Linked DNA regions of Mus musculus: region 1 is linked to region 2. Evidence: chromatin loops called from intact Hi-C (ENCODE). Cell type or tissue: left cerebral cortex. All regions are shown on one strand. Links, peaks and the distances in the headings refer to the core of each region. The heading gives the core; the rest is flanking DNA.

Region 1 (16,574 bases), core at 5,267-13,266, 57 kb before region 2:
GAGTGGGGCAAGCATGATGGTGCACGCCTTTAATCTCAGAGCTGAGGAGGCAGAGGCAGGCGGATTACTGTGAGTTTGAGGCTGGCCTGGTCTACAAAGTGAGTTCCAGGACAGCTAGAACTACATAATGAGACCCTGTCTAAATAAATATGTAAATAGAATAAAAACGATGGATCAATTGATGTCTCTCTGCTTACTGACAGCGAATGTAATGTCATGAGCTGTTTCACACTCCGGCTCCCATGCCTTCCTTACCATTTTGGACTGTCTGTACCTCCAACTGTAAGCCGAAAATAAATCCTTCCTCTCTTAATTTGTTTCTTGTCAAGTTCCTGTCATAGCAACGAGAAAAGGAAGTAAAGGCAGGCCCAAGTTTAGGTTTCCCCGATTAATATATACAACCAGTAATGATTTTTCTCTTCTTGTATGAACCATATGGTATTTATTGTGCCCTTTTAGTGATTAAACAATGTAGGTCTGTGGCATTTTTAACCCATCTGAAAATAGCATAAATACAAATGGAGCATCCTCCATCTGTAAATCTGGAGTGCTCTAAAATACCAAGAGTTTTCGATGCTGACATGATGCCCAAGTGAGACGCAATACACCTAACTTCATACACCAGGTCTCAGCCAAACTATAGGTGCTCTTACAGGACGAGGGGTGGTGAAGAGCCTTGACTGCTCTTCCGGAGGCTTTGTGTTTGATTCCTAGAACTCATATGTTGGCTCACAACTGCCTATAACTCTGGTTCCAGGCGATCTGGTGTCCTCTTCTGGCCTCTTAAGGCATTGCAAATATATATAGTACTCAGACATACGTTCAGGCAAACTATCCATACATATAAAATTATAAAAATATTTTTTAATGTATGGATAATGTATGGATATTTAAAGGTTTGAAATATTGTATAAATTGCCCATAAGCTGTGTGTGTGAGGGCCTTATATATGAGTATGATATATAGGTGAATCTTTTGTGTTGATATGGATACCAGTCCCAAGACATCTATTATGTATGTATGCAAATATTATAAAACCAGAAAGAAAAAAAATTAAACCCCGAACCACTTCTGTCCTCAAAACATTTTGGATATAACAGTCAACCTGTGTGAGAGAGAGAGAGTGTGTGTGTGTGTGTGTGTGTGTGTGTGTGTGTATGTGTGTGTAAAGAGCTGTGACAAGGATTTATTGTATATCTTGTACTTCTTTGTACTACTTCATGCTGTTTGTTTGTTTATTTGGCACAGTGCTAAACATGGTTTCTATGTGTTTGGAGAATTGATGTAAGATTAAAAACTAATTATATTTTGTAATTCAGCCCTTTAGATAAGTCCGGATTCTATTTATAAAGATTTAAAAATAACTACCAGAAGAGTAAAAATCAACTTTGTTTAGACATGATATATTTAAGTCACATTATTCCTCTAAAGACCATCGAGTCTCTTTAAAACGCATCGCTTTTTCAGATTTAGAGCATAGCTACATATAAATGTGCACGGATAAGCAGAGCTCCCAAAATGAATGCTGTTCTTTTTCCTCACCCTCCCCTTTCTCAGCCAAAACGTTTGCATCAGGAGATAGATTGCACACACCACTACCACCACACCATTGGTACAGAATGTGAAAAAAAATTAAAGAAAAATACTCAAGTTTTTTCTTTCATACAAAGACAATGGCTGTCAACTTTTTTCTTGCTTGGACTTTCATCTGAGATTGTGTTTTTTTAAAGTGTGTCTTTGTGGCACACAATTGAGTACAGTGCCCACAGAGGCCAGAAGACAAGTGTCAGCTCTGTAGCTACAGTTAAAGGTGACTGTGAGCTGCGGAAGGTCGGTGTTGGGAACCAAACTCGGGTTCTCTGAAAGAGCAAGCAATAAGCTTCCTTAACCACTGAACCATCTGTCCCAGCCCCTCATTGGGAATGATGATGGTGGTGGTGATACCAGTTATAAAGCAAAAGAATTACAGTATTTCCCTCTCTACTTTTATAATACATAACCTTTTTATATTACAAATTACTTTTAAGTTTCTCATGTATTTTTATGTGTATGAGTATTTTGCCCATCTTTCCAGCCTCCATATTACAATTTTTTGTGCACATTAGAGTGGTGTGCCTTATAGATGATAAGAGCCCTTTAAATAAACAGAGTAAAAACTTGTCCTGATCCCTGGCCAGCCATTTACATTATGTTAGATTCGAAGCAGCTTAAGTTTTTGGCAACGTATTAAGGCTGATCATCATGAGAGGTAGTCACATGATACTGGAATAGTCTTTGTAATTGTTTTGATATGTAACTTTTTGGGGAAAATGAAAAATACTAACCTTATAATTTAAATTTTTGATGTATAGAAAGAGTTTCGGGTTTGTATATATTTCACAGTAGCTGAATAGTCCTAATTAATATGTGAGTTGCAAGCAGTGATTTTAAAAAAGAAAGTAAGAATCCATGTGTTTTTCTTTTTTATTTATTTGTTATATGTAAGTACACTGTACTTCAGACACCCCAGAAGAGGGCATCAGATTTCATTATGGTGGCTGTGAGCCACCATATGGTTGCTGGGATTTGAACTCAGGAAGAGCAGTCAGTGCTCTTAACTGCTCTTAACTGCTGAGCCATGTCTCCAACTCCCTTGTGCTTTTCTTAATAATTTGTTTTACCACATATATATTCAAATGCATTAGAGTACTTTTTAAGCATTCTTCAAATTTTAGCTGATACATAAAAACAAATAGGTAGTTGTTAGTGGGATACTATGGAATGTTTCCACAGAATTCCTGTGGTTTTATTACCTTATTTATTGTGGTGATAAATATGCAGGATGCAGGGTCTTCATATGCTAGGCAAGCCCTCTGCTGTGGAGGCTTATCTCCAGCCAGAATTCATGTTTTCAAGTGGCCAGGTTTCCCTTGGCTCTCGGCAGCCATGCTCTGGGGCTCAGTTCATCATGGGAGTGCTGGTCTGCACACACGCTTGCTTACACTGCTAGCACCCAGAGGTAGCATTTGGCTGCTTTCACTTTCTTCCCACCTCTGTGTTTTCTGTGGCAGATGCTGCAGTATTTTTATACTGCATTGTGCACTAGGTTTGAGAGAGAATATTTTTATTTTGCGTATGTGTGCATTCTCACTACCCATGTCCTTATTCCCCAGGCTTCATTAAAGTTTATTCTGTATCTTCAGTAAGTGAATTACTTGTGCTGCCATAATGTTTAATCTGACAGAAGTCAGTCCTGAATAATAAAATATGCAAAACAATTGAGCATATATAGATAGACACTCGTGTGCTACATTTCCAAGGTAGTTTAAAAAAATTAGAAGTTTTTCTCCTCTAATAAGTACAAGTAGTAGTTAATCTTTCTACCAAAAACCCATTTATCTAATCAATTCATAGTAAATCAATGTTTTTCTCTGCTCATGAAAGCAGTACACTTTGCAGCAGTGTTCGAGGAGCTAGACAGTTGGCAAGCCACACGCTGTTTAGATGCAAGAGTGTCAGTAAAGGGGATAGATTTGGGTGTCGCCTAGGTGAGGATTTTCCATTTGATGTGAGGTCACAGAGACGGGTGCAGTGGTATATTAGCTTTATGATGCCATTCAGAGACTCGTCACCGTAACAGTGGTGACCGGGTCCCGGCGTGCTTGTTCTGATGGTGATGGTTATCTTCCTGGCTTGATTTCTAGACCAGTGCCCTGAATTTTGGAGATGTCACTTCCGGCTGAGGAATAGTAACAATACTGTACATGCCCAGTGCTATTAAAAAGACATGTGTAGAAGTAGTTTTCATAAAGCACAATTCAAGTGAGACCCGATTCCGATTGTCCTGACTTCTACTAAAAGTAGCTCCTGATCAGAGTCTGCTCTGTTGAGACCTGCTAGGTGGCTTATAGAGTTTCTTTCCCAGTCTTCATGAGATTGGCATTGGCACTGCTGTCCCATTTTATAGATGAGGAAACTGAGTCTTAGGTCAAATAATTTGTGCCAAGTTCCTCCTTACCAGTGGTGGTTTGGAGGCCCTGAGGGAGAAGAGTGCTAACAGCTGTGCTCTGCCTGTGCTCTGCAGTATGTACGACTCGGCTTCTGTCATCTGCCTGCTGCTCATAGGGGCTACAGCCATGATGGACTAGGAGCAGACGGGTTGTAGAGCCAGTCGGTGGTGTATATATACTGCGGTATTGGAAATGACTGTGTGAAGGGAGTTCAGGAGAGGTTTCTGAGACCCACTGGGAATTCAGCATGGTGGTGCTCACGCCTGTAACCCAGGATGATAAGTCAGAAGAATGACCACAAATTTGAGGCTACCCAGGTACATAGTAAATTCCAGGCCAGCCTGGGATACACTGTGAGGCCCTGTCCCAAAAACAAAATAAGACAAGAACACTAATCTTTCTCTTCAGAGAATTTTTAGTAAATACATAGGCAAGGAAAGTATGGGAAGTGTATTTATTAATTAGCTTTTTACAGTATAATGAAGAAAATAAATTTCTTTAGCTCACAGTTTTTAAAATTGAAAGTCCCAACAGCATTGGATAGGCTCTTTCAAGGACTGTCTTTGGCCACATCACATCATAGGAGCTGATACTGGAGCGAGCGATTACACTGATACCAGGAAGCCTGACACGAGGAGGTGAAGTCCACTGGTGTTCTCTTATAATAGCCCTCTTCTAAGAACTAGCTCAGAATTTGTTAGGAATATTTTAATTCCTTTATTAGAAACAGCATGCCCTCCAAGTAGACCCTAGTTCTTAAAAAGTTTGACTAAGTCCTGATATGGCCACCTGGGGACCTAAACTTTACCACATGGGTCTTTGAAGGACACTCAAGCCATATCTATACCATAACGGGGAACATGATGTTAAGAACAGTAAAGAAAGCTAGGCATGGTGACACATGCCTTTAATACCAGCACTTGGGAGTCAGAGGCAGGCGGATCTCTGAGTTTGAAAACAGGCTGATCTACAGATGAGTTCTACGGCAGCCAGGACTGCACAGAAAAACCTTGTCTCAGAAACAGACAAGAAAGAAAGGAAAAGCCTACAGGTTTGGAGGGTCTTGATTATGAATGAAGCAAGAGAGGGTTGGCTGCTGTCGGGAAAGCTGCTGACTGATAGATAGACTGTGATTAATCTTAGTTGTGGACAGAGAGGGTTGGACCTTTTCTGTGGGCTTGGGGAAGCGTGAGAAGTCCCAAGGACTTATTGGCTTGCACTGCTCTAGAAAGGGTCCTGGAATAACATTTTCTCCTTTGACTTTAGGTATAGAATTATAAGTACCTGTTTTTAAAATCATATCAAAAACAGAAAAGCAAGAAATGGTCCTTACCTCCCCACTTCTCAGAGGAGAAGGGGAGGGGGTTATGGGTGGGGGGTCCTGATAGGAGACGGGGAGGCTGCGACTAAGAGGAAAAGTGAGTAAATAAATCAGTGGGGGGAAAACCGAAATGGCCCTTAGAGAATTTGAGATGTGAACAACTTTCTTTCCTACCACACTTAACACTCAGAGTAGTGGCGAGCCTGTGTTCACTAGAAAAAGAATTTGAAAAAGTTCAGTGATTTCTTATGTTGTTTTTCCCATGTTCCATTCTCAAAAATTTTTATTATTAGTATTTAAATTTTTAAAAAATTTTCACATACTATATTTTGTGTTTTTACCTCAATTCCTCCCAAAATTTTACCTCTGTACCTAACCAACTTTATAACCCCCCCCAAAACAAAAAAACAAAACAAAAAATAAGAAACAAAAACCCCAGCAGACCACAAAAATGAAAATCAACATAAACAAGCAAAAACCGGATAAGACTAAGACTAAGGAAAAAAAAAAAAAAGCCCAAAGAAAGCATAATGAGACAAAAGGTCTCCAAAAGTACTATTGAGTTTGCCTTGTGTTAGCCAACTATTCCTGGGAATGAAGCCTGCTTAATATACCGAGGGAGACTCCATTAGAGAAAACTTTTTCCCTTTGCCATCAGGTATCAACTGATGATAGCTTCTTGGTTAAGGGTGGGAACCCAGAGGGATGTCTACTCCCCTTTGTCGGCTGGCTTGAACCTGTGCAGGCCCTGTGCATACTGTCACGGTCTCTGTGAATTGATACGTGCATCTGTCCTGCTGTGTCTGGAAGACACTGTTTCCTTGGAGTCGTTCATCACCTCTGGTTTTTACAAAGGTTGATAGCAATGGTGATACGACTCCTCCTCCTCCTCCTCCTCCTCATCATCATCATCAATTTAAAACAAGGTCTTGTTTTTCCAAGGCCAGCCTTACTTGCTATACAACCAAGGATAGCCTTGAACTTCCGATCAGCCTGCTTAGCTTAGGTGGTGCTGAGGATGAAACCCACGGCCTTGTGCTTTGCTAGTCAAGTGCCCTACATCCCCAGACCCTCTTTCTGAAGCCTTGAATGTGCTAGTTTCTTATTGTAAACAGACTCTATTGTATCTAGCTCCAGCGCTGGTCATCTTCCCTAGATAAAAGCCATTTCTGTGACAGTTTTTCAGGCGTTCTTGCTTTTTCAAAAGTCACTCTGTTCTGCCCTACTTCGTGCAGTCACGTGGCACAGTTGAGGCTTGCTCTGTAAATCAGCTCTGTGGTTGGATGGGCCATGATGTAACTACTGCTGCTCCACTTACTGGTGCTCATTCTCTTGCAGGCAGACAGCCCTTGAAACCCTCTCAGAAGCAACATCTGCTATCTGCCTGGTGGAGGCAAGGCTATAATAAAATAAGTAGAGAGCTTTAGCAAGCTTGCCAGCTCTGTAAGGGAGAGGCGCCTCTTTCAGTTGTGTAAACATGCTTACATCTGCTGTAATTACATAACGACTGATTCAAATGTGACAACACAGCCTCTAACATTTGCACTCAGATACAGGACTGAACTGAGTTATACCATAGTGCATCTAGGGCAGGAATGGAGTATAAGCACCATCTACCTCAGATCTACTTACTATAGTTAATATCACATTATTGCTTTTAAAAACAAAAGATTTGAATCGTTCTCCTTCAACCAGAACTATTTGACTTACAGTTCTTCCAGTGGTCATGGACAACTTGCAATTAGTTAGAATCAAGTAGGAAATTAGAATGAACCTAACACCTTTCGGTATATGGTAATGCTTTTACATACATAGAGCATCCTTCCTGTGTGCTGATGAGAGCTAAGAACTTGTAGTCCCAAAGCCTGGCTTCTCAGTGTTGTTTCCTCTTGATCCTCATTGCTGTGACTTTGCTCTCTGCAGGCGGACCTATGTGGGCAGTATGCCTGGTCGTATCATCAATGGCTTGAAGACCGTTGGGGTTAACAATCCAGTGTTCCTATTGGATGAGGTTGACAAGCTGGGGAAAAGCCTGCAGGGGGATCCTGCAGCTGCGCTGCTTGAGGTAAGGTCTAGAAAATTCCCTTTGAAGTCACAGTTGAGTATGAGTAAGCATAGGCCATATCTAAGCCATGTATAGATTGGTCTGTAGTTAGTTACAGGAAAAACAATGGCGTGTAGACTGAAGTCTGGAGCTAGTTACATCTACATAAAAATCACAAACTTCCTCCTCTTTGTGATGTCTTTCTTTTTAATTTATATGAAGTAAAATAAAATTTTAGACATGTTCTTTATTCACAGAGCACTGGTAATTTATTGCAGAAAGAAATGATAAAGTCTTCTTCTCCCAGGGCCCGTCCTTCTCCTGTGCTTTAGCCTCCAAAAGCTTTTGTTAATTTGCTCCATTTTCTAAATGCTTGACTTAGTCAGGCACAGTGGTACATGCCTGTAATTCTTGCTATTCAAAAGGCTGCATTCAGTGCCAGGCTGGGCTACATAGCAAGATCCCAAAAAGGGAGAGTGAAGCAGAGGCTGGGGGGGGCAAAAGAGGGAGCTCAGGGCTGCAGAACAAAACCACTTCATCTGTGCAGACTCTGCCAAAGGAAACTGAGATTTTTGCCTTCACGTTTTTGATTCCACATCTTCCTTTATAAATTGTTATCTCTTTTTTAGTTACCTCACTATTGGTCATTAGCAGTTACAGATTATGTGGTCCTTTTTCAGAGCTGAGCCAGGAGTCCTGTTCTTCCTTTTCTTAGACCTGCTTTTGAAAATCGCTTCACCTCTCTTGTGCTCACATCCACCGTTTCTGTTCTGCTCTCAGGACCGGCAGCCACTCGGGTGTTGTAGGTTTTACTGTTGTGAGTCTTCCAGTTGGAAGCAGTTGTTTTCTACCTGTGGCACATGGAGCCTCCCTGTGTTGTCCTTCACCTCCCACCATGTTGAATTTCCTGCCTCCCCAGTCTGTGTTTTGGTTTACCTCACTCTGTGTTGTTAACTCAAGAGGAGCTTCTGCAGGAAGCTTATGTGGGTGGTATTTTATAAACGCAGAATGTAAAGCAGCTTCATGTTTCCTCAGGAAATCTGACTGGGCATGGAGTTCTAGATGGAAATAATGTCTGTGTAGGGTTTTCCTTTGCCCCAGTGACTTCCTGGTTTCTAGTGTTGCCATTGGTAAGTCTGAAGTCACTATGCTTCTGCCCTGCCTTACTCTCTGAAAACTTGTGTGATGGTCCCTGAGAGACTTTACAGATGGCAAGGAAAACAAGCAGGGTTACATAGAAATGAAGTTGGGATCAGCTAAATTTAAATTACTGGTGCTGGGTGAAGACTTTGAGAGTCTGGCCTCAGCTCATATATTTTTGCCATATTTAAACATAGCACAATGTTGGTGAAAGTTTTCAGGTAACAGTTAGCTCAGCCTGGTGAGTACAAGGCTTAAGACATGTTTACATTGATTCTCTTTACACAGTGCATATGGCTTCATCTATTAGAAGAGTTCTTGCTGACCTAGAAGCAGTGCTCAAGATAAAGGTCTAGAGCAGTGGTTTTCAACCTTCCTAATGCTGACCCTTTAATATAGTTCCTCGTGTTGTGATACTCCCAACAATAACATTTTCATTGCTACTTCATAACTGTAATTTTGCTACTGTTATGAATCCTAATGTAAATATCTCTGTTTTCCAATGGTCTTAAGCAACCCCTGGGAAAGGGCCATCCAGCCTTCAAAGGGGTTGAGAGCACAGGTTGAGAGCTACTGGTCTGGGGAGACTGACTAAGGCAAACATAATCCCTGTGTGAGTCCGAATTTGACCTGACCCTGATACGACATAGAAATCACACAGGCTGTGGTATCTCACAAGGATGAGTTTTATGGCCTAGAAGTTATGCTCAAGGTTTTAGAGGAAAAGGGTCTGGGATAAGTAAAACATTTCTGGGAGACAGGTAGAGCCTGACCCATCAGACAGCAAAGGGTTACCAGGTTGTAAAACTACATCCATTCCCAGCATTCCAGGTGGAGGTCAGGTTAGACACGTCTTTCCTTTGAAGGATACCTGAGAGTTTACCTTCCTGACTTCTCCAGTGCTTATCTGTATGTACAAGCATGCTTTAGCCCTCTACAACAACTTAGAATCATCTCTTGATCTCAGTTGTTCAGCTTTATACAATATAATACATAATATGTATATATGTATATATGTGTGTGTATATATGTATGTATGTGTATATATATATACATATACATATATATATGTGTATATATATATATATATATATATATATATATATATATATATATATAAAATAACTTGCCTGTTACCTGTTTTGGGTCTCAGACATTTTTGCTGGTTCTTTAAAGAGTTTTCAGATTTTTCTTTTTTCATTTTGAAAGACTCTCTTTAATTCTTTTGTTGGTAATTTTTTGCTCTGTTTTGTTAGAACCCAACATTTTATTTCTATTTTACTTGTATGAATTTTTGTGGCACATATGTATGTATACCATGTTTGTGTCTGATATCCACAAGAGGGCATTGGATGCCTGTGGCTGGAGTTACAGATGGTGTGAGCCACTAAGTGGATGCTGAGAAGGGACTCTGGGTCCTCTGCAAAGGCAGCAAATGCCCTTAAGCACTGAGCAATCGCTCCATCTCCAAAGGTGGTAGATCTATAGCTGCCATGCCTTCTCATTCCTGTAATTCATCCCTTTTATTTTTTGTTCTACTTTCTGTGAGAACAACTTCAGCTTTATCTTTTAAAAAGGGAACCTTTTCATGTGTTAGTCATACCAAAAACATCTCTACCTATTCCTTTTTAACATCCTGCTTTTGATACGTAGAGGTAATTCTGTGAAAAAAGGTATTGATAGATTTTTTTTTTAAAATTAACTTTGCTTCTCTCTAAACTATTTGTTGTCTGTATCTTGTATTAGAGTCTTTCACTGGACTTCTGTTGTGTTTTTCTGTTGTGTACTTTCAGTTGTGCTGGAAACTAATTAGACACTAGGAGGAATGGAAAAGCCAGCCCCCTGGGTCATCTGTGGAACTCTTTCTACCAAAAGCAGTATTCACATTCTTCTTAAGCTCACATGGAACCCTCTCCAGGACAGAACAGATGCTGCACTGTGAAACAAGCTGTGATAAAAGTTAGAAGGATAAACGCGTACTGTGTGTTCTCCTAAAACATCACAGCAACTAGAAATGACTGTGGACATTGGAGGAAGTCACAAATACGTAGAAATTCACACACTCATGAGTAGTCAATGGGCCACAGAAGATACACAAAAATTAGGAAGTCATCTATAATGAATGAGAAGGAAACAGCCAAGAGAGTGTGTTCCAGGAGAGGGTATTAGACTGTTCTCACACTTACTATGATTCTATTGTTTAATGTATTATCCTAGACTGTTACCTAAACTGTTTCTTTTTTATTATTATTAGATATTATCTTTATGTACATGTCAAATGTTATCCCCGTTCTTAGTTTCCCCTCCGAAAATCCCCTATCCTCTCCCCCCTCCCCCCTCCCCCTGGTCCCCAATCCACCCACTCCCACTTCCTTGACCAGGCATTCCCCTATACTGGTACATAGAGCCTTCACAGGACCAAGGGCCTCTCCTCTCATTGATGACTGACTAGGCCATCCTCTACTACATATGCAGCTAGAGCCATGAGTCTCTCCCTGTGTTTTCTTTGATTGGTGGTTTAGTCCCAGGGAGCTCTGGATTTACTGTTAGTTCATATTGTTGTTCCTCCTAGGAGGCTGCAAACCCCTTCAGCTCCTTGGGTACTTTCTCTAGCTCCTTCATTGGGGACCCTGTGCTCCGTCCAATGGATGGCTGTGAGCATCCACTTCTATATCGAAGTGTCCACACTTTGGTTTTCCTTCTTTTTGAGTTTAATATATTTTACAAATTGTATCTTGAGTAATCTGAGCTTCTGGGCTAATATCCACTTATCAGTGAGTGCATATCATGTGTGTTCTTTTGTGATTGGGTTACCTCTCTTAGGATGATAATCCTTCAGATCCATCCATTTGTCTAAGAATTTCATCAATTCATTGCTTTTAATAGCTGAGTAGTAGTACTCCCTTGTGTAAATGTACCACATTTTCTGTATCCATTGCTTTGTTGAGGGACATCTGGGTTCTTTCCAGCTTCTTGCCGTTATGAATATGGCTGCTATAAACATAGTGGAGCATGTGTCCTTATTAAAAGTTGGAGTGGTATTGCTGAATCTTCCAGTAGAACTATGTCCAATTTTCTGAGGAACCGCCAAACTGATTTCCAGAGTGGTTGTAAAAGCTTGCAATCCCACCAACAATGGAGGAGTGTTCCTCTTTCTCCACATCCTCACTAGCATCTGCTGTCACCTGAATTTTTGATCTTAGCCATTCTGACTGGTGTGAGATGGAATCTCAGGGTTGTTTTGATTTGCATTTCCCTGATGATTAAGGATGTTAAACATTTTTTTAGGTGCTTCTCAGCTATTCGGTATTCCTCAGTTGAGAATTCTTTGTTTAGCTCTACCCCATTTTTAAATAGGGTTATTTGGTTTTCTGGAGTCCAACTTCTTGAGTTCTTTATATATATTGGATATTAGTCCCCTATCAGATTTAGGATTGGTGGAGATCTTTTCCCAGTCTGTTGGTTGCCGTTTTGTCTTACTGAGAGTGTCCTTTGCCTTACAGAAGCTTTGCAGTTTCATGAGGTCCCATTTGTCAATTCTTGATCTTAGAGCACAAGCCATTGCTGTTCTGTTCAGGAATTTTTCTGCTGTGCCCATATCTTCGAGGCTTTTCCCCACTTTCTCCTCTATAAGTTTCAGTGTCTCTGTTTTTATGTGGAGTTCCTTGATCCACTTAGACTTGAGCTTTGTACAAGGAGATAAGAATGGATCAATTCGCATTCTACATGCTAACTGCCAGTTGAGCTAGCACCATTTGTTGAAAATGCTGTCTTCTTTCCACTGGATGGTTTTAGCTCCTTTGTCAATAATCAAGTGACCATAGGTGTGTGGGTTCATTTCTGGGTGTTCGATTCTATTCCATTGATCTACCTGTCTGTCACGGTACTAGTACCATGCAGTTTTTATCACAATTGCTCTGTAGTACAGCTAGAGGTCATGTTGTTAAGAATAGTTTTTGCTATCCTAGGTTTTTTTTTATTCCAGATGAATTTGCAAATTGCCCTTTCTAACTCAGTGAAGAATTGAGTTGGAATTTTGATGGGGATTGCATTGAATTTGTAGATTGCTTTCAGCAAGATTGCCATTTTTACTATATTAATCCTGCCAATCCATGAGCATGGGAGATTTTTCCATCTTTTGAGATCTTCGATTTCTTTCTTCAGATACTTGAAGTTCTTATCATACAGATCTTTCACTTTCTTAGTTAGAGTCATGCCAAGATATCTTATATTATTTGTGACCATCTTGAAGGGCGTTGTTTCCCTAATTTCTTTCTCAGCCTGCTTATCCCTTGTGTAGAGAAAGGCCACTAATTTGTTTGAGTTACTTTTATATCCAGCTACTGAACTGAAGCTGTTTATCAGGTTTAGGAGTTTTCTGGTGGAATTTTTGGGGTCAATTATATATGCTAATGTGAGACCCCGGCTTAAAGCATTTCTTCCTGAAAGGTAGAGCCCCTAAAACATTTCCCCAAGCTTGTTTTCCCTGATCTTTAAAAATACAGCTAGAAAGAAGCTCTTTGTTCTCTATAGCCAGCAAAAAGCCTTTTTGTTTCTATACTGTACAACCAGAGATGCCTGCCTTCCTGTGCCGAGGACACAGAGATAAAAATTCAGAAAGAACTCACTCCCCACTCCTGCCTTGTAAATTTCACCAAGGACACCTAGAAGAGAAGAACTGTTCCCAACTCCTCCCAACTCTCCTCCCAACTCCTCCCAGTTCCTCCCAACTCCTGAGCTAGATGTTAAAAGCCCCCTACTGTCACCACTCGGGGTCAAACTCCCCTGCCCTGCATGGCAGAGGGACTTCGTCCTCAGCTAGCTGATAATAAAACCTCTTGCAGTTTGCATCAGGTGTGGTTTTCTCTCGGGACATTGGGGTGTTGGCCAGCTCATCCTGGGACTTGAGCAGAGGCCCAGCATCGGGGGTCTTACACTATCATATCATCTGCAAATAGTGATATTTTGACTTCTTCCTTTCCAATTTGTATTCCTTTGATCTCCTTTTTTGTCGAATTGCTCTACAAGTACTATATTGAATAGGTAGGTAGAAAGTGGGCAGCCTTGTCTAGTCCCTGATTTTAATGGGATTGCTTCTGTTTAGTTTGATGTTGGCTACAGGTTTGCTGTATATTGCTTTTATTATGCTTAGGTATGGGCCTTGAATTCCTGATCTTTCCAAGACTTTTATCATGAAAGGGTGTTGGATTTTGTCAAATGCTCTCTCAGCATCTAATGAGATGATCATGTGGTTTTTGTCTTTGAGTTTGTTTATATAGTGGATTACGTTGATGGATTTTGTATATTGAACCATCCCTGCATCCCTGGGATGAAGCCTACTTGATCATGATGGGTGATCATTTTGATGTGTTCTTGGATTCGGTTTGTGAGAATTTTATTGAGTATTTTTGCATCAATATTCATAAGAAAAATTGATCTGAAGTTCTCTTTCTTTGTTGGGTCTTTGTATGATTTAGATATCAGAGTAATTGTGGTGTCATAGAATGAATTGGGTAGAGGACCTTCTGTTTCTATTTGGTGGAATAGTTTGAGGAGTATTGGAATTAGATACTCTTTGAAGGTCTGATAGAACTCTGCACTAAACCCATCAGGTCCTGGGCCTTTTTTGTTGGGAGACTATTAATGACTGTTTCTATTTCTTTTTTGGGGGTGGAGTGCAGCGAACTTTATTGATGGTATTCAAGAGAGTAGGGAGGGCTCCCTAAGCCCCTTCTGTTATTATGGGGGTCTGGGGTGGAAATTGTGAGGGAGATGCTCAGTGTTGGGGGCCGAGTTGGGATAGGGACTCCTCAGCAACCAAGGGCCTCTCTCTTGCTCTCAGTGTCCTTGCTGGGGTGGGTGGTCCAGGGTTTCTTACTCCTTGGAGGCCATGTAGGCCATGAGGTCCACCACCCTGTTGCTGTAGCCATATTCATTGTCATACCAGGAAATGAGCTTGACAAAGTTGTCATTGAGAGCAATGCCAGCCCCGGAATTGAAGGTGGAAGAGTGGGAGTTGCTGTTGAAGTATCAGGAGACAACCTGATCCTCAGTGTAGCCCAGAATGCTCTTCAGTGGGCCCTCGGATGCCTGCTTCACCACCTTCTTGATGTCGTCATACTTGGCAGGTGTCTCCAGGCGACATGTCAGATCCACAACGGACACACAGGGGGTAGCAACATGGAAGGCCATGCCAGTGAGCTTCCTGTTCAGCTCTGGGATGACCTTGACCACAGCCTTAGCAGCACCAGTGGATGTAGGGATGTTGTTCTAGGCAGCCCCACGACTATCACGACTATCACGCCACAGCTTTCCAGAGGGGCCATCCACAGTCTTCTGAGTGGCAGTAATGGCATGGACCATGGTCATGAGCCCTTCCGCAATGCCAAAGTTGTCATGGATGACCTTGGCTAGGGGGGCTAAGCAGTTTGTGGTGCAGTATGCATTGCTGACAATCTTGAGTGAGTTGTCATATTTCTCATGGTTCACACCCATCACAAACATGGGAGCATGGGCAGAAGGGGTGAAGATGATGACCCTTTGGCTCCACCCTTCAAGTGGGCCCCGGCCTTATCCATGGTGGTGTTTTTAGAATTAGAATTTTGTTCATGTGGCTATCTTCTTTTAGGTTTGTTGAAAGATTACTTTCTTGCTTTTTCTAGATCGTAGTTTCCCTCCTTGTGCTGGAGTTTTCCCTTTATTATCCTTTGAAGGCCTGGATTTGTGGAAAGATATTGTGTAAATTTAGTTTTGTTATGGAATACTTTGGTTTCTCCTTCTATGGTAATTGAGAGTTTTACTGGGTATAGTAGCCTGAGCTGGCATTGTGCTCTCTTAGGGTCTGTATGGCATCTGCCCAGGATCTTCTGACTTTCATAGTCTCTGGGGAGAAGTCAGCTATAATTCTGATAGATCTTCCTTTATATGTTACTTGACCTTTTTCTCTTACTGCTTTTAATATTCTTTTTTTTTTTTAAAGATTTATTTATTTATTATATGTAAGTACATTGTAGCTGTCTTCAGCCACTCCAGAAGAGGGAGTCAGATCTCATTAAGGATGGTTGTAAGCCACCATGTGGTTGCTGGGATTTGAACTCTGGACCTTCGGAAGAGCAGTCGGGTGCTCTTACCCACTGAGCCATCTCACCAGCCCGCTTTTAATATTCTTATTTGTTTTGTGCATTTGTTGTTTTGATTAATATGTTACAGGAGGAATTTCTTTTCTGGTCCAAACTATTTGGAGTTCTATAGGGTTCTTGTGTGGTCATGGGCATCTCTTTCTTCAGGTTGGGGAAGTTTTCTTCTATAATTTTGTTGAAGATATTTACTGGCCCTTTAAGTTGGAAATCTTTGTTCTTGTCTATACCTATTATCCTTAGGTTTGGTCTTTTCATTGTGTCCTGGATTTCCTGGATGTTTTGGGTTTGTATCTTTTTGTGTTTCGAATTTTCTTTGCTTGTTGTGTCCATGTTTCCTATGGAATCTTATGCACCTGAGATTCTCTCTTCCATCTCTTGTATTCTGTTTGTTATGCTTGCATCTATGGCTCCTGACTTCTTTCCTAGGTTTTCTCTTTGCAGAGTTGTCTCCCTTTGCTATTTCTTTACTGTTTCTACTTCCATTTTTAGATCCTGGATGGTTTTGTTCAATTCTTTCACCTGTTTAGATGTGTTCTCCTGTATTTCTTTAAGGGAGTTAATGTCCTTATAGTCCTCCATCATCATCATAAGAAGTGACTTTAGATCCATATCTTGCTCTTCTAGTGTGATGGTGTATCCAGGACTTGCCATGGTGGGAGAGTTGGGTTCTGATGATGCCAAGTAACCTTGATTTCTGTTGCTTCTGTTTTTATGCTTGCCTCCTGCCATCTGATTATCTTAAGTGCTCTCTGCCCTCAATATATCTGATTGGAGCCTGTCCTTCCTGTAATCCCAGTTGAGTCAGAACTTCTCATAGTCCAGTTTTCTTTGGGATCCTGTGATGCTGAGATCCTGGGTGTGTCAGAGTTCTTGGCAGTCAAGCTTCCTCTGAGACCCTGAGATCCTGGTGTGACCAAGCTGCTGGGCTCCTAAGATCCTGG
Region 2 (16,574 bases), core at 5,004-13,003:
TGATTTATTTTAGAGAAATAAGAAAATTTATATCCTGCAGTGCTTCAGTAAAATGTACTATAGTGTCTGTTAAGTCCATTTGTTCTATAATTATTCACACATTTCTCTAGTTTTTAATTTTTAATTTTTTTATCTTAGGTGTATGAGTGTTTTGCCTGCGTATATACTATGTATCATGTGTGTGCCTGGTGCCCATGGAGGCTAGAAAAGGGCATCAGATCTCTTGCAGCTGGAGTTTTAGATGGTTGCAAGCTGTTGTGTGGTTGCTGGGACCAAACCTGAATCTTCGGAAGAGCAGCTGGTACTCTAACTGTTGAGCAGTCTCTCTGTCCTGTCTGTTTATTTTTTGTTGGGAAGACCTGCTGCCAACTGATAAGAATGAGGTGCTAAAGTCACCCACCTTTGTTGTGCTAACTTTAACCCGAGCCTTTACATCTATTAGTTTTTGTTCATGAAATTGAATCCACCTGCTTTAGGGCATATATGTAGAATCATAATGCCTCTTGATAGATTGTATCAATAATCTATCTTTTCTTCCTAGCTTGGCTTTGAATGTGTTTTGTCACATGCTAGAACAGTGCCAGCTGCTTGTTTCCAAGTTGCATTTGCTTGAACTACCGTCATCTGTCCATTCACTCTGAGGTCGTCCCTGTCATCTATGGCTATCTGTGTTTCTTGGAGGCAGCAAAGAGACACTTCTGGCCTTTTGTTCCATTCGGCAAGACTGTGCATTGTGACTGGGGAGCTGACTCCATTAAGATTCAGAGCTAGTTATAGAAAGCATGTATCACCTTCTGTTATTTGTTGAGTTTGTAGGTTTTTTTTTCCTTTTCTCTTCCTTAATTATTATTCTTGTATGCCTTATTGTTACCTATGACCTTGTGGGTGCATTTTTTTTCTCTTCAGTCCAAATGATTCTTTTACATAACTTGTGTAGAGCTAGTGTGATGCTCATACATTCCTTTAGCCTATTTTTTCATGGAAATTTTCACTTTTCCTTCATTTATGACAGATAGATTTGCTGGATAGTAGGTATTGCCGTTGGAACCTGAAATTCATCAGTCTAGGCCCTCAGACCTTTTAAAGTCTGAGTGAAGTAATCTGCTGCTATTCTGGCAGGTCTGCCTCCGTGTGACTTGTGTTTCACAGCTGCTTCTTTCAGTATGCTTCTTGGTGTTTTATATATTTAGTGTTTCACTTATAATATGACAGAAAGGGGTCTTTTTCTTTTCTGGTCATTACTGTTTTGTGTCCTAAATACCTCCTGTGCTTAGATTGGCATCTCTTTTCCAAATTTTGTTATGATGTTTGTTTGCTGAGACAGAAAGAGTCTTACTGTGCAGCCCTCTCTCTGTAGAAGGCCTGACACTTAGAGAGATCTGCCTGCCTCTGCTTTCTGAGTGCTAGGATTAAAGGTGTTTGTCACCATGCCCAGAGTGTTATGGTTGTTAATGTTTTCTGTGTCCCTAAAATTATATTCTCCTTCTGTGTCTATTATCCACACAGTTAGTCTTTTTGGGTACCCTGTGTATGTGGAACTCCTGCTGACACCTTCTTACTGTTTTATCTTTGTCCTTGTTGGATGGTTCCAGTTACTCTACCTTGTCATTAAGCTCAGGTATTGTACTGGCTAGTTTTGTGTCAACTTGACACAGCTGGAGTTATCATAGAGAAAGGAGCTTCAGTTGAGGAAATGCCTCCATGAGATCCAGCTGTAAGTCATTTTCTCAATTAGCTATCAAAGGGGAAAGGCCCCTTGTGGGTGGGACCATCTCTGGGCTGGTAGTCTTGGTTCTATAAGAAAGCAGGCTGAGTAAGCCAGGGGAAGCAAGCCAGTAAAGAACATCCCTCCATGGCTTCTGCATCAGCTCCTGCTCCCTGACCTGCTTGAGTTCCAGTCCTGACTTCCTTGGTGATGAACAGCAATGTGGAAGTGTAAGCCGAATAAACCCTTTCCTCCCCAACTTGCTTCTTGGTCATGATGTTTGTGCAGGAATAGAAATCCTGACTAAGACAGGTATCTTACTTTTTCTTTGATCTGTTGTATCGGTGACATTTTCCACAGAGATTTTCACTTGACTGATTTTTTTTCCTTTATTTCCCTCATGTCAGATTGGTCTGTCTTCAGTCCGTCTGTCTTAGAATAATTCCTATAGCCTGCATCATGATCCTTGTTTCATTCAGCTGTTTAGGCCTTAATTGGGTGCTTATTCTTTTATTTTTATTGTTTTGAACATTCTTGCCATCATTATGTCATTCTCTAGTTGACAGTCAATCTGACTCACTCTCACCTTTACTGTTGGATTAGTAATTTTTGAAGTTGGCTTTGGGTTTTGTGTTTCTTATGTTACTGCCTAGGCATGTACACATCTGGAGTTCTTTGCCTGGTTTACTTATTATCAGCTATATTTTCTTGTAATTCCTATACCCTAATTCTTTTTTTTTTAATTTATTTATTATTATACATAAGTACACTGTAGCTGACTTAAGAGGCATCAGAAGAGGGCATCAGATCTCATTACGGATGGTTGTGAGCCACCATGTGGTTACTAGGATTTGAATTCAGGACCTTTGGAAGGGCAGTCAGTACTCTTACCCGCTGAGCCATCTTGCAAGCCCAGCTATATTCTTTCACAACACATTTGAGTGTTATGTGGAACTTTAATGTAGCAGAATTGAGTGTGCAGTTTAGAAAATAGTTCCTTAGTCCAAGAATACCTAGAATCACTTTTTTATTGTTCCCTAAGTGGAATATTAACTGTAAGATCAACCACCACCGTTTGTTTAATACATCCACTCTGTATAAGTTATACAAACCAATTAATAACATTGGCCCATTTGACCTCAATCACTGTTAGATGAGGAACCAAGGACAATATGGAGTATATGCAGACGTAAGACTTTTCATGGGAGGTGTTGGAATAGTTTGCTTTTTATTGCTGTGATAAACACCATGACCAAAAGCAACTTGGGGAGGAAAGGTTTTATTAAATCTTACAGGTTAGAGTTCATTTCCAACCTTGATACATACTGCCTGGGCTTAGCAGCTTTCTGGGCCTTTGGTGTTCACCCACACAACCTCCTAAGAAAGGCAGTTTTCCATCCTTGCAACATGAGTAGCATTTGTGTGCCACTGGCTCACTGTGCTGCCCACAGTGCACTGTTCTCCAAGTGCAGCTCTCCTCAGCCTAATGTTTCTGCATCTCGGGTAGCTGAGGCTCTGTTACAACGTAGGTTTCACTCTCAGAGCTTCACACAGTCTGCTCAGGAGCTCCACGCAGGGATCCAGTGTTACTAAATGTTGCCTGCTTTTGGTGGCTTTCTGGAATCTTGGTGTAAGCCTCTATGAGCCTATAATCCTTGCATTTTGACCAGGACCATGTAGAAGATGCCAAGTTGCACTACAAGTTTAAGATAAAACCTAGTTCCCTTGGACCACAGCTTTAGTGCTCTCTGCCTGGGAATATCTCTCTGAGAACCCCTGGTCCTAGAGACTCCTCTGTTCAGCCATTCTCTTTTCAGGTGAGTTTGCTTTAATACATGGCTGGAGCTCTCCGTGAGTGAGGTCTTACCTCAGGGCAGCTTTCCATTTTCCCACGTAATGCCAAGTCCCTCTGCGCTCTGCAGTGGCACTAATCTCTAACCATTGTGCACACTTTGTCAGTGCCATCCCTGCCCACAACTTTAACTCTCTTCACAGTTTTAAACTTACTCATATTCCTCTCCTCACCAAACTGCATGGCTTTTAAAATACCTTTCTGCTCTGTTTTGTAAATATGGCAAAGACCAGTGAGCAGTCAGCATGCTGGAGCCTGGGTGTTAGGCTTTGAAGCTCCTCCACCTCAAACTTAGCCCATTACTTATGACTTTAGCCTTACTCCAAGTGTTTGGACACAGATAGAACATAGTCACATTCTTTGCCAGAATGTCACACTGAGGGCCTAGTGCAGTTCCCAGTAGTAGCCTTTGGTTTTTTCTAAAACCTCATCAGCCCACTTCTCTCTCTCTCTCTCTCTCTCTCTCTCTCTCTCTCTCTCCACATTCCTATTAACACTGTAGTTGTCCAAGTTTCCATCAGAATGGCCATGCGCTTGCAGCATTCTACAGCATCTCTAGCCCACTGCACCAAAGTCTTCCAGATTTCTTCTACAACCACAGCCCTGTCTGTAACAACAGCTCCACTTTGCCAGATCTCTTGTGGGTACCCGACAAGAAGCAATTTAAAGGAGCAGAGGTTTCTTTTGGCTTGCAACTGGAGAAGGCATGGTCATGTGCGCTCCACGGCAGCAGAGCATAGAGACTGGTTCCTCCTGCCAGTGGTCAGAAAATAGAAAGACAAATGCTGGTGAGCACGCCATATGTTTGAATTATGGAACGTTTTTAGTATAGATGAGCTCTGAGCTTACTAGTGTCTAAAGGGCTATCCTCTGCAAAGAGCTCTTACCCCTGCTCCCTCTGTGCACCAAGCACCGAGCCCAAGACTACACTTGAAAAAGGTCAGCTGTCCCCAGGCAGTGGCTCCATGTTGTCTTGAACTTCACCCATATGCTCTTATCCCGTCTGGTGACAGTAAAATGAAATCCAACAACAGCAGCCCCACCTCAGCAGAGCTCACAGAGCATGTCACAGCAAGGCAGCCGACAGCTGTCTGTGTCTCTTCCTTGCACTCTGTGGTCCGTAACCTTTTCTCCCTGTATGACAAATGATAACCTACTTTCTCTTCTCCTCTAAGATCTAATGCTGCTGAAAACAGTCACTCACAGAAAGTCTACCATTTCACAAGCCACAGAATAGCCGACCACTGCACATTTTTTGTGAAAGAAATCCTATGGAGGAAGTTAGGAAGATGAAAAGACTTTGTAGGATCCATTGAGCTAAACCTGGGATGAGCATTACAGTCATGGTATAATGACATATGTAAGGAGACTTCACACTTCAGATCGTGTGCATTGCACTGTGGAATCTACAACAGACTTGCTTTGTAATTTTTATAACCCCATAGAAATAGGTAGTGAGGGTCTTGAGATTTTTTTCATAGCTCAACTTGTCCTCTTGTCAACAAATTTCCTGTTACCTGTGATTCATGTGTGAAGAGATAGCCAGAAGAGCCTTCACCCTAAAGGTCACCCTGTGTCATTTAATGATCTCCTCATAATGACCCCAGTTAGCACAAGCGAGTTAGTGTAAGGCTGCTGCTCTTACACATATTTGATAGCCACTTTGGAAGAAAAGTTAGAGGAGGGTGCCTTAATTTCATGATCTGTAAGAGTAGAAAAAAGAAAAGAATGGGGAAATCATAGCAAAATAAATATATATAATACAATTTTGGCTAACTGTAATCACTGTATATTTCTTATTAGTGTACACAATAACCACTTTCACTGGGAGTATGAAAGGGGTCATAAAAGAGGAAACAGTTTAAGTACATTGTAAGATAGCAGACCAGACAAGCCCAAGGGAAAACAAGACTAGAGTTTTAGTCTGCTTTCTGTTGCTGTGATAAACACCATGACCAAATTCAACTTGAGGGAGGAGAGGGCTTATTTGGTTTATACTTCCACGTCACAGTCCATCATCAAGGGGAACTGGAGCAGGTGCTCCAGCAGGAAGCTGGGGGTGGAACTGACACAGATACCATGGGGAACTGGGCTCACTCACTCAGCTTGTTTTCTTACATAATCCATGGCTACCTGGATGGCATGTGGGGGGTGGCACCCACCCACAGCAGGATGGACTCTCCCACATCAGTCTTTTATCAAGAAAACAAAACCACAGACATGCCCACAAGCCAATCAGATGCAGGCAATTTCTCACTTGCGGTTTCCTCCTCCCAGGTGACTCTAGTTTGTGTGAAGTAGACAAAAACTTATCAGCACGCTAGCTATGAGACAAAGAGAGGCACAGTTTTCTACAGTTTTTAAACGTTTTTATGCCTACCATGGTAGTACATACCATGTTCTCAGCATGCAGAAAGGGCAGTTCTCTTTTAGTTTGAGGCCCACCTAGTCTATATAGCAAATTCCACACCAGCCAGAGATACATAGTGAGAGTCTTGTCTAAAATGAGTATATTAATTTAAAATCTCTGTGTGGGCATATATGTGTGCATGCACATAGGAGTCAGAGGACTACTTCATTTAAGGGAGTTGGTCATCTTGTTCAACCATGTGGGGACTGGGAACCAAACTTGTCCGGCTTGGCTGCGGATGCCTTTACCTAGTAAGCCATCTCACCAGCACCATAGAGGTTTGAGGCGGGGTCATTTACTTAGTTTTTTGTGTTCATGGATGTTTTGCCTTTTTTGCCTCCATGAATGTCTGTGCACCCCATATGTTCCTGGCACTTGAGGAGGCTAGAAGAAGCATCAGACCCTCTGGAACTGGGGTTACAGAAAGTTGTGAGCTATCATGTGGGTGATGGGCAAATACTCCCTAAGGGCTTTGAAAGACCAGTTCCTCTGCCTGTGTACAGGTAAAAGGTCTGTGCCTGTAAACACAAAGGACTAATCTGGTGGCATTCACTGTGCCTCCCATTTCTCTTTACTAGTAATGAATTTCCAAACCAACAGCTCTCTTGGAACTTCTAAATAAATGTTTCTCTTAGGTTGCAAAGAACATGTGCTGGAAGATGCAAAACCTGAATCCATCAGTGACACTGCAGACTTGGCCCTGCCACCTGAAATGCCAATTCTGATCGACTCCCATGCCCTGAAAGACATCCTGGGGCCACCACTGTATGAGCTGGAGGTGATGATTCTCATATCTATGTTTACACTGGTGCTTGCTTGATGTCGGACAGCTAGAGCTGGGGTCTCTGAAGCTAAGTTCTGGAAAATTTAATGGAAAATTTCCCTGTGTAGTGTTACACTTAGGTACTTAATGTGATAGTGTGGCTCTTGAATGGAAGTGACCCAAGTCATGACCTCTTATGGGCACCCATGCTGGCTTGACCCTGAGTCATCCCTCCACTTCATGAGTGCTCAATGATTTTCCAGTCATCCCTCCACTTCATGAGTGCTCATGCTCATTGATTTGCGTACGCAGAAGAGTTCTGTCTTTTATCGTATGCATTTCAATCAAGGATGTCCTGTTGTCTTGCCCACCGAGGGCTTAGAAAGGAGGCAGCAAATCAGCCCTGATCCCAACTACTTGAAAAACACAGACTACTACCAGTTCCAACCTGGTAGATAACCATCAAGGGTTAAACTATATGCTGCTCTATTTCTGTTACTGTTTTTTTCTGCTTTTCCCTTTCCTACGTCACCAAAGACCAGAAAGCCAGTATGAGCTAAAGCAGCAGATGGAAGTAGCTTATAAAATAGGGTGCTGAAGGTATTTGTGGTATTTAGATGGTGAGGTGATTCACAGGTAAATTCCTAGGAAAGATCTGTAAAGATGTCTATGAGGGCTGTTAAATTGTGTATAAGGCAGTGTCTCCAGCAAAAATTCCAAATCATTACCAGTGACGATAGTTTTTCCCAAGGGCTTACAACAAGGGAGAAGAAAGACTCCCCAAACTCATCCGCAGCGGCCTTGTATTACGTTCTGGACTGGCTCCCCACAAAGCTCCCAGTTGCCAGAACAGTCCTTGTTTATTCTCGCAGTGAATCTCAACGTGAACCATACAACCCAAGGTGTTATTGGGGTTGTTTACATTCTTAAGATACTATGAATTTGAATTTTTAAAAAACTGAGCTTAATTTTGGTTGAGAAAAGAAGTTGATGTGCTTTCTCGCTTGTTAGTTCATAATGAAGACAGCGATTCTGATCCCAAGTGTCATGGCCTCTTTCTCTAGACTTTCCATAGATAGCTCATTCCAGGGCAGTGGTGGCACACGCCTTTAATCCCAGCACTCGGGAGGCAGAGGCAGGCGGATTTCTGAGTTCGAGGCCAGCCTGGTCTACAGAGTGAGTTCCAGGACAGCCAGGGCTACACAGAGAAATCCTGTCTCAAAAAACAAAACACAAAAACAAAAAAAAGCTCATCCCAGCAGCAATCTGAGCACTTAAACTATATTAAAACAAAGGCTTGATACACGTTACACATTATATAACCTTCTCAGCAGATTCTGGATTCGGATGCATTTTTGCCATTGCAGGAGCTCTGACAGAGATGTAGCAGGAAGAACAAAAAGGAGGAATTGTAAACATGTCTTAGCAGCACTCTCTGATATCATCTGATTCTCTTTACAGCATCTTAGCTATTACATGTGAATACTTCTACCAACTTAGGTAGTTTGCAAACCCCACTCTCTTGTTTTCAAGCCTACATCCTCTCCCTAGACAAGGGCCTTGCCTCTCCAGGCTCCCTGCAGTCTGGCCCTTGTGGCTGTGCTCTTGTGACCAATGTCCTTTCCCTTGAGGTGCACTGTCAGCCCTGGAGCATACTCGCAGTCATATCCCTGTAAGGCTTGCCAGAGCCTGACTAGGATGCCAGGGACAGTAACGTGAATGTAAAATCTTGGTGGGTCCATAAGTCTTCCCCTAGACTAAAAAGGTCACAGAGAACTCTGCACATTTGAACATACCACTGTTTCAGTCATGTAATGTAAAAGCAAATATAAACTTGGCTACAATTAGATATGCAAATGTTCCTTAAGTGTTGATCTTCGAAGTGTTAAAACCAATAGGGCTAGAAAAACAACTCGGCAAGATAAAGATTGAGATCCATGTCTGAGATCCAGGCAGGGTTCAGTTCCCAGAACCCACATGGCAGAAGGCCACAAAGTTGTCCTCTGACCTCCACACATGTGCCATGGCATGCAGGTACATGTAAACATATACAAACGTTTCCAGTTTTTTCTTAAAAAAAAAAATGTAAGCACTAAGAGACCCTGTGGAGTGAGTATTCACTAAGCTTTTCCCCAGTCTACAGGTTAGCCTCGCTGGTGTGTGAGTGGGAAGTAACAAAGTAACTTGCGGGCTGGGGTTAGAGGTCAGTGGTGCACTCCTTGCCTAAGGCACAAAGCCTTAGAAGACGGTGAACTTGACATACTTTTATTTTAATTTGATACAGAGTGAGTGAGAGAAACATTCTGAAAAGGTTTGTGTCTGTTTTGTGTGTGCACACAGGCACATACCACAGTATGCATGTGGAGGTCAGAGGGCGATTTCAGGAATCAGGTCTCTCTTTTCACCATATGGGCTCCTCTGTGGATCAAAGTTAGGTCATCAGGCTTGGCAGCAAGCACCTTTATTACCAGCTGGGCCATCTTTCTAGCCCTAAGAAGACCATCTAAAACTGGTGACTCCACAAATCAGTAATCGAAATGGGAAGTTAGTAAGTGCTGGTGGGTAACCAGGGCTTTAAGTTGTTTAGTTGAGTCACCTTGTTTTTGAGGCAGGGTCCTTCTTGGTTTTGACACCACACATCAGGCCAGCTGGTCTGTGAGCTTCTCCTCCTTTGCCTCCCATTTCCTGTAGGAATGCTGGGGTGAGATTCACACTGCCATACTCAGCTTTTCACTTGAGCCTGGGACTGAACTCGGGTCATCAGATTTGTGGGGCAAGTTCTTTTACCCACTGTATCATCCTCCCAGCCTGGTTTCTTTTTAAATTTTATATATATGCGTGTTTCCTCTGGAAAAAAAATATACACCATAGATATATGTGTGTGTGTGTGTGTGTGTGTGTGTGTATGTATGTATACACACACACACATATACACCACTTGCACACTTGGTACCCATGGAGGCCAGAAGGAATGAGATTCCCCTAAAACTGGAGTTAACAGGCAGCTGGCTGGGCCACTAGGTGAGTACTAGTAGCTGACCCTGGATCTTCTACAAGAAGTGAGCTTGACTACTAGGCCACTGCTCCAGCCCCTTGCCTGGTTTCTTGAAGCAACATAGTTAATAGTTCTGAGGATTCAACTGTAACAATGTGATTAGCAGCTAATAAAAGTGCAACAAATGGCTTATTCTGTTAAACATGACTTGACATTCTGAAGATTCTTCTTTAGGGTTAGTCCATCCAGCTCTGGAAAGAAGCCAGGTAATGAAAAGAATAAGAAAATTGACTCAATATTAATTCTTTTCATTGTAAACACTCTCATCTATTTGTGTTGTTTTTAAACAGCACTGACCTACATATTTATCTTTTCTTTTTCAAATATAGAACTGAGCAGGTGCCAGTGCTAGAGGGAAGTGTGTGGGGTGAGCTGGGCTGATGCTGAAAGCTAGCTAAACTGCCATCTACCTGTGAAATTAAAGGTCAAAATGAACTCTTAAAGTTGGCCACCTACCCAGTGGCTTCACTGATGTCATGGTTTCCACTGCACACAGCTGCTAGAGCACCCAGCTCGCTCCCAGGAAGCGGCCAGTCTTTGCTATTCCATAGTGAAGCCAGGCACCTGACAGCAGAGAAGTTGCACATTGGATTGTCCTTGGTGGCACACTGTGCTTATTCTCTGGAGATATGGGGGTGCAGTCAAAGTTAGCATTGCTGTCTTCCAGATGCTAATCTGTATCTTCATACCTAGGGTGTATTAACCAGTAGTTTATCAACTAGACACATAGCCCCAGCTAAGCAGCTTGTTCCTCTTAAACTGGCATCCAGGTAGCACTGCCCTGAGTCTAGGATATCACCAAGGAGTGGCGACAGAAAGCCTGTGAGAGCTATAACTTGTCAGATAAGTGTTAGTGAGAAGATTGTTGCTCCCTGAAGCTCACATACTAAAAAGCCAGCCAGGCTTTGGATATGTAGAGATACACAGTCCATTGAAGATACCCTGAAAATCAAGGCATATGTACCTAGACCCAACTACTCTTGGAAGTCAGTTCCTCACCCATGTGTAGAGCTATATACATCTGGTGAATGCTAAATAAGAACATCCAGATAGTGAGACATGTGACTCAAAATAATGTCAGGTAATAAGCTGTCAGAAGTTAGTGCTTAAGTTTGCAGTCTTACAAGACAGTGTGATTAAAGTGCTCTGGAAATAATTTCTGCATGTTGTCATAACTAATATTTTCATCTTTCAAGGTATCTGAGCGTTTGAGTCAACCTGGAGTGGCAATAGGGTTAGCATGGACTCCCTTGGGTGGCAAAATCATGTTTGTGGAAGCAAGTAGAATGGACGGTGAAGGCCAACTAACACTGACCGGCCAGCTTGGGGACGTCATGAAGGAGTCTGCCCATCTCGCCATTAGCTGGCTTCGAAGCAATGCAAAGAAATACCACCTGACTAATGGTACATGGCCTAACTGCAGTGGGACACAGCTGGGAAGGAGGGCCCTGGACCGTAATCCAGGGAGTATCTAACTAACTCTGAGACAAGGATGACACCATTCACTAAAGTCCCGGGTTTGGCTTCTGAATCCATAGAGACTCAAGTGATCGCGTTAGACTATCTGGCTGAGTCCCTGAACTAGATACAGAAACAAACCTTTAAATCACACTTAAGAGAGAAGGAGTCTTACCGTCCAGACCTCACTCAAAGTACACTATCCATTAATATCTTTAAGCATTCATTTATACAAAGCATTCATTTTTGTGTTTGATTTTATTCAGAGAAAAAAAAAACTGGGCTTAATTTTTCTACATTAAATCCTTTCTTTTTCCCCCTTTTTAAAGCTTTTGGAAGTTTTGATCTTCTTGACAACACAGACATCCATCTGCACTTCCCAGCTGGAGCTGTCACAAAAGATGGACCATCTGCTGGTGTTACCATAGTAACTTGTCTCGCCTCACTTTTCAGTGGGCGGCTTGTGCGCTCAGATGTAGCCATGACTGGGGAAATTACGCTGAGAGGGCTTGTTCTTCCAGTAAGTATAGAAAACAGATCATGTACTTGTAATATTTATTTAAATTAGTAATTTTAAATTTACATGAATAGTAGCTTTCTGTAAAAACTTTGGCTAAAAATTTTAAATATTAAAATTTTAATACCTGTAACTAACTTATATTTTAAACTTTTGGTCAAGTAAAGAACGCCTGACCATCTCCCAAGTTTCCCTATGATCTAAAAATATTTAAGGGAAAAGAAATATCAGTGTGGTTATAGAAAAATCAGCCGTTCATCAGAATGCCTGCAGTCTCTTCTCTCTTCTTAGCAGTGAGGTGTGCTGCGTGTACCGTTGGCTTTCAAGCTCATTCCATGCTTTTTCAAGTTCCTTTGAGACATCCTAGCACCTTGTAGGAATCTTAAGAGTACCATAATTGGCAAGATTTATAGCAAAACAAGTTCAAAAGTCCTGCCTGGATCTGCAGGTTCCTGGGCTCCAGTGGGTATCCTGACCTGCATGCAAATGCTGTGGGAGCACCCGGACTTAGGGCTCTGTGACTGTGCCAGGACTTGTCTGACAGGACAAAATGTTGACGACAGAGCCATAACAAGAAAAGGAAGAGGAGGATGTGCAGCAGCAGCAGCAGCAGCAGCAACAAATATTCTTTTCCCTGCTAAAGTCCTTACACGGATGAGAGTAGGTTATAGACTCACTAAAGGGGCCAGGCACTTGCAAAATCCGAGCAACTCAGGAAGATTGAAGCAGCGTGGGCAACCTGGTGAGACCTTGCCTCAAAGTAAAAAAGATCTAGAAATATGGCTCGGTAGCAGAGGACTTGCTTGTTATTAGTCTTTCATGTAAGACTTAGTTCAATTCCTATTGAAAACCACTAAAATTATTGTACTCCAATATTTTCATTCAACCATGCAAGGACCATGAAAAAAAATAATAGAATTTTTAAAAAATACTTGCTAAGGCTGAAAAAAGGGGAACATTTTAGATTTTAGTTTAGAATTGGTTAAAAAAATGACTAAACATACATACACATATCACATATATATGTGGTGTGAGTGTGTGTGTGTGTGTGTATCATCTTAAAAGCAGCATACAGTCTAGCCAATTAGGCTAGAGTAAGTGTTGAAGGTACTGAGCCTGTAGGCATCGTTCTTGTGGCTCAGGGTCTACCTGCATGCAGGCCTCAGTCCTGGGTCACTGAAGAGGAGGACCTGCTGCGTGATGCACAGGAGGCCCAAGTCGTCTGCACCTTGGGGTTTTCCCCAGGCTGTGTAGGGCAAGTGATCCAAGATAACAATCCAGGCAGAAGCTTTCTTTTAATACCTTATCCTTGAAATGCACATAGCATCACTTCCAGCATAGTATGCTCCACACAGACAAGTCACAAAGCCAGGCTCACACTGGGAAAGAGAATTTAGACTCCATCTTTTGTGAAGGAATCATTATGGGCATAGATTTTAGGGTTTTGTTTTTATTTATTTTTATTTATTTATTTATAGCCACAAGAGGGGCGAGGACTAGTGGCATGTGCCTTTAATCACAGCATTGGGGGCAGGGAACAGAGAAAGACAGATCTCTAGGAGTTCAAGGCCGAGCCAATCTACAATGATTGTGTCACAAAACAAAAACAAATACCTTACAAGAGTCTAGTTTGGAGTGTTCTCATTTTTAGGTGGCACAAAAGCCTTGCTTTGTGGTAATGAAGACAATAATCCTGGAACACACTGAGCTTCCTGTGTAAGAGCAGTTCTGTTTGGTTAACTTAAAAATCTTTATTTTGTAAAAACAAAAATGGTATGTATTGAGATAGCATGATGTTCAATGCATGTACACATTGCATAACATTTAAATCAGCATGTATATTTCCTCCATTTGTCATTTCTTTATGGTAAAATCTTCAGACTTCTTTCTTCTAGCTAGGAATAGTAGAACCAAGCACAATCAACCTAAACACAAGGCTGCAAATGACAATTAAAACTATCCATAGCCATCGAGGTTACAGGTTCTCTCCTTAAAAGGTTTTAATATAGGTTACCATTAAGCTTTTCAGTGGCCTCCCAGCTCATACTATCCCAAGGTGGGAGGTGGGCTGAATGTCTAAGTCAGTGATGGTTCAGTAAAAGGTAGATGCGCTCGGCAGTGAACATGAACCTTGAGAGTTGTCTTCTTTTGCCTGGCAGGTGGGTGGAATTAAAGACAAAGTCCTAGCAGCACACCGAGCAGGACTGAAGCAGATCATAATTCCGCAGAGGAACGAAAAGGACCTTGAAGAGATCCCAAGCAACGTCAGACAGGATCTAAGTTTTGTTACAGCAAGCTGCCTGGATGAAGTTCTAAATGCAGCTTTTGATGGTGGCTTTCCTGTCAAGACCAGACCTGGTCTCATTGACAGCAAACTATAGGCCCGAACATAAGCTGAATTTAATTATGAGGCAAAGCTTGTTTGAGGCACCAAATGATCAAGCAAAATATCCCTAATCTGTGGATATAATCAAGATAGCAATGAGTCTGTTTAAGTAGTTGTTTATTACAGAAATGTTGGCTTAATAAAGTCATTAAACCTAGAATTCTGGTCTCCAGTGGGTTTGGTATCCCTGGGAAAGACAGAGGTACTCTGTGGTCCTAGAACAACTTTTTAGAAATGTTTAGGCCCACTATAAACCTGAATCCAACTCCCTCCGGTATAAAGTGGAGAGCCAGGAACCCCTCTCACCAGTGTGCCTGGTGTGTTTAATAACTGAGTGAGCTAGGCGTGGCACAGGCACCCGAACGAGGAGAGAAGCAGAGGCAGGTGGTTCTCTTGATCAAGGCCAGCCTAGTCTTTACACAGCAAGTTCCAGGACTACATAGGGAAACGCTGTGTCAGACAAAAACCAGCTGGCATACACTCTTAGCTATGGAGACTTAGATGTAGATTTTATCTGATCCTGGAACCAATCACTTGGAAGGGAAACTAGCAAAAACAAAACTCTAGGCAACTAACCTTGTGTTTGTGTTAAAGGGGTCTAGGATGAGACTGCACATGAGTCTTAGGCTAAGGGAAGCAGCAATGAGAACATTAATTATATGGGACGGGCATGCGCTGGCAGTCATTACAGCATCACAAGAGCTTTGGGTGCCTGTAATCTCAAAGTACAGCCCCCTCCCCCCCCAAAAAGCTGTATGTTCTAGGAAGGCCCCTAAACTCAGAATCCTCCTTCCTGCTCCCCCTTCTACTTATTTATGCTAAATTCCAAGCATGTCAACTTCCCATGCCTGTCCTGTCCTGTGACCATAGGATGATGTGTCCAAGGTACCATAAGATGAAGGCAGCCCCTTATGCTTACTAGATTTCTGAACCCAGTTTCTAACATGTTCATGTGTGAAATAATAGTTTAGTAGTCAAGCCGGGCGTGGTGGCGCACGCCTTTAATCCCAGCACTCGGGAGGCAGAGGCAGGCAGATTTCTGAGTTCGAGGCCAGCCTGGTCTACAAAGTGAGTATAGCCAGAGCTATACAGAAAAGAAAAAAAAAGTTTAGTAGTATTGCTGATATTGCTGATTCGACAAGAATCCAACATAAATGCAATTTTAATTCTAGAGTCAGAACCTTACATTACAAAACCTAAGAGATAATATAAAAATATTTTTTGATACTTCTTGGATGAGAATGGGGTCTGCAAGTTACCTGAACTCCTGTCAGGCCTGCTAATAAAACCTCTGGAGGAAATGTCAGATCCAAGACTACTTGGGGCACTGGAAAGACATTCACAACCCTTAGTGAGGTATCAGCCTCAGTAATGCTGCCGATTCAGGGGAGTGAAATCTTACACAGGGAGTGAAGAAACAATTGACAGCCTCCAGCCAGGAAGTCTCCACACCCAGCTCTGCCTCCTCCCTGCCTGAGGTGGCAACAAAAAACATCTGTTAAGGCTTGGGGTTTTTGGGGTCCTAGACCTCAGCACTGGCCTTCTAAATACTTAGGAAACGTCACAGGGCATCTTCTGTGCTGGCTTAAGTCAGTCTTTGTGTCTTGCTTTTCTTCTGTGTGGTCATCTTTGTGTGTGTGCATCCCCTGCGGGAGGCATCCCCTGGAGCTGGAGTTGCGAGTGCTTCTGAGCTGCCTGGTTTGGGAACTGGGAACTGAATTTGGATCTTCAGCAAGCACTCATTTGGTGAGCCATCTCTCCAGCCCATCTTTTGTTTCTAAAGGTGCCCATTTGAGGTTTGCCAGTAAGATTTTTGTTTTTCTAACACTGTTTTTGGTTTATTAGGAAGGAGTTTTTGAATGGAGAAAATGTCCAAAGATTTACCACTTACAAGTATCTAATTCAGGGACATCTGTGACATTCATTATTCCCACTGTCCATGACTTTTTCAGCACAATCAAAAAAACTAAACTCATTCCCTCGATTCCAGACCTGGCAACCACTCTTCACTCTCCTAAGTGCTGTAGAGAGTGACAGCATGTTTTCTCATGTCTAACATCTCACCAAGTGTCAGGTTTATCCCAATACCATGTATCAAATTTGCCTTTTATGGTTGAACAATCCACTATATACATATGGCAAATTTTATCCATTCATCTTTTGTTTTGTGACTGTTGGTTATAAACAGGAATATACAAATCCCTGCTTTTCTAATTATTTTGGGATGTGTGCCCAGTAGAACTTCTCTGGTGGTGCTGTGATCAGAATGGCCTAACAAGTATTCCACACTCAATAGGAAAGGGTCCAAGAAAACTAGCTAGCTACTCTGCCTGTGTACTCCTCCACCAGGAGGCTAGCACTGAGGCGCCATCTTGGAAGCAGGAGCACATGGACCTCACCATTCAACTTACCAACTGATTGATTAATC

The links. A loop is a pair of places that touch in the nucleus more often than their neighbours do. Peaks named below come from ENCODE experiments on the same cell type or tissue, not always from the same donor. Only the 100,000 strongest peaks of a DNase experiment are listed, where the experiment ranks them.
Region 1: it touches region 2 in a loop (2.2-fold over the local background); 8 of 42 quality-filtered maps call a loop at or near these places.

The regions. Positions count from the first base shown.
Region 1 is chr8:86,644,943-86,661,516 of GRCm38, forward strand. Lonp2 (lon peptidase 2, peroxisomal) reads left to right here. Exons shown (of 15, transcript NM_025827.3): 8 at 7,234-7,375. Among named protein-coding and RNA genes, the nearest start is that of Gm22305, 18 kb to the right of the region's middle. In left cerebral cortex, for the core only: CTCF peaks have their summits at 6,701 and 9,817 (motif pointing right); DNase peaks (open chromatin) are centred at 6,653, 7,220, 7,805, 8,225 and 2 more places; H3K27ac peaks cover 2,544 bases.
Region 2 is chr8:86,702,331-86,718,904 of GRCm38, forward strand. Lonp2 (lon peptidase 2, peroxisomal) reads left to right here. Exons shown (of 15, transcript NM_025827.3): 12 at 6,603-6,745; 13 at 10,982-11,189; 14 at 11,573-11,763; 15 at 13,920-14,306. The coding sequence ends at 14,141. Among named protein-coding and RNA genes, the nearest start is that of Gm10638, 35 kb to the right of the region's middle. In left cerebral cortex, for the core only: no CTCF peak of the experiment used is centred there; DNase peaks (open chromatin) are centred at 5,665, 8,129, 8,364, 9,791 and 5 more places; H3K27ac peaks cover 6,802 bases.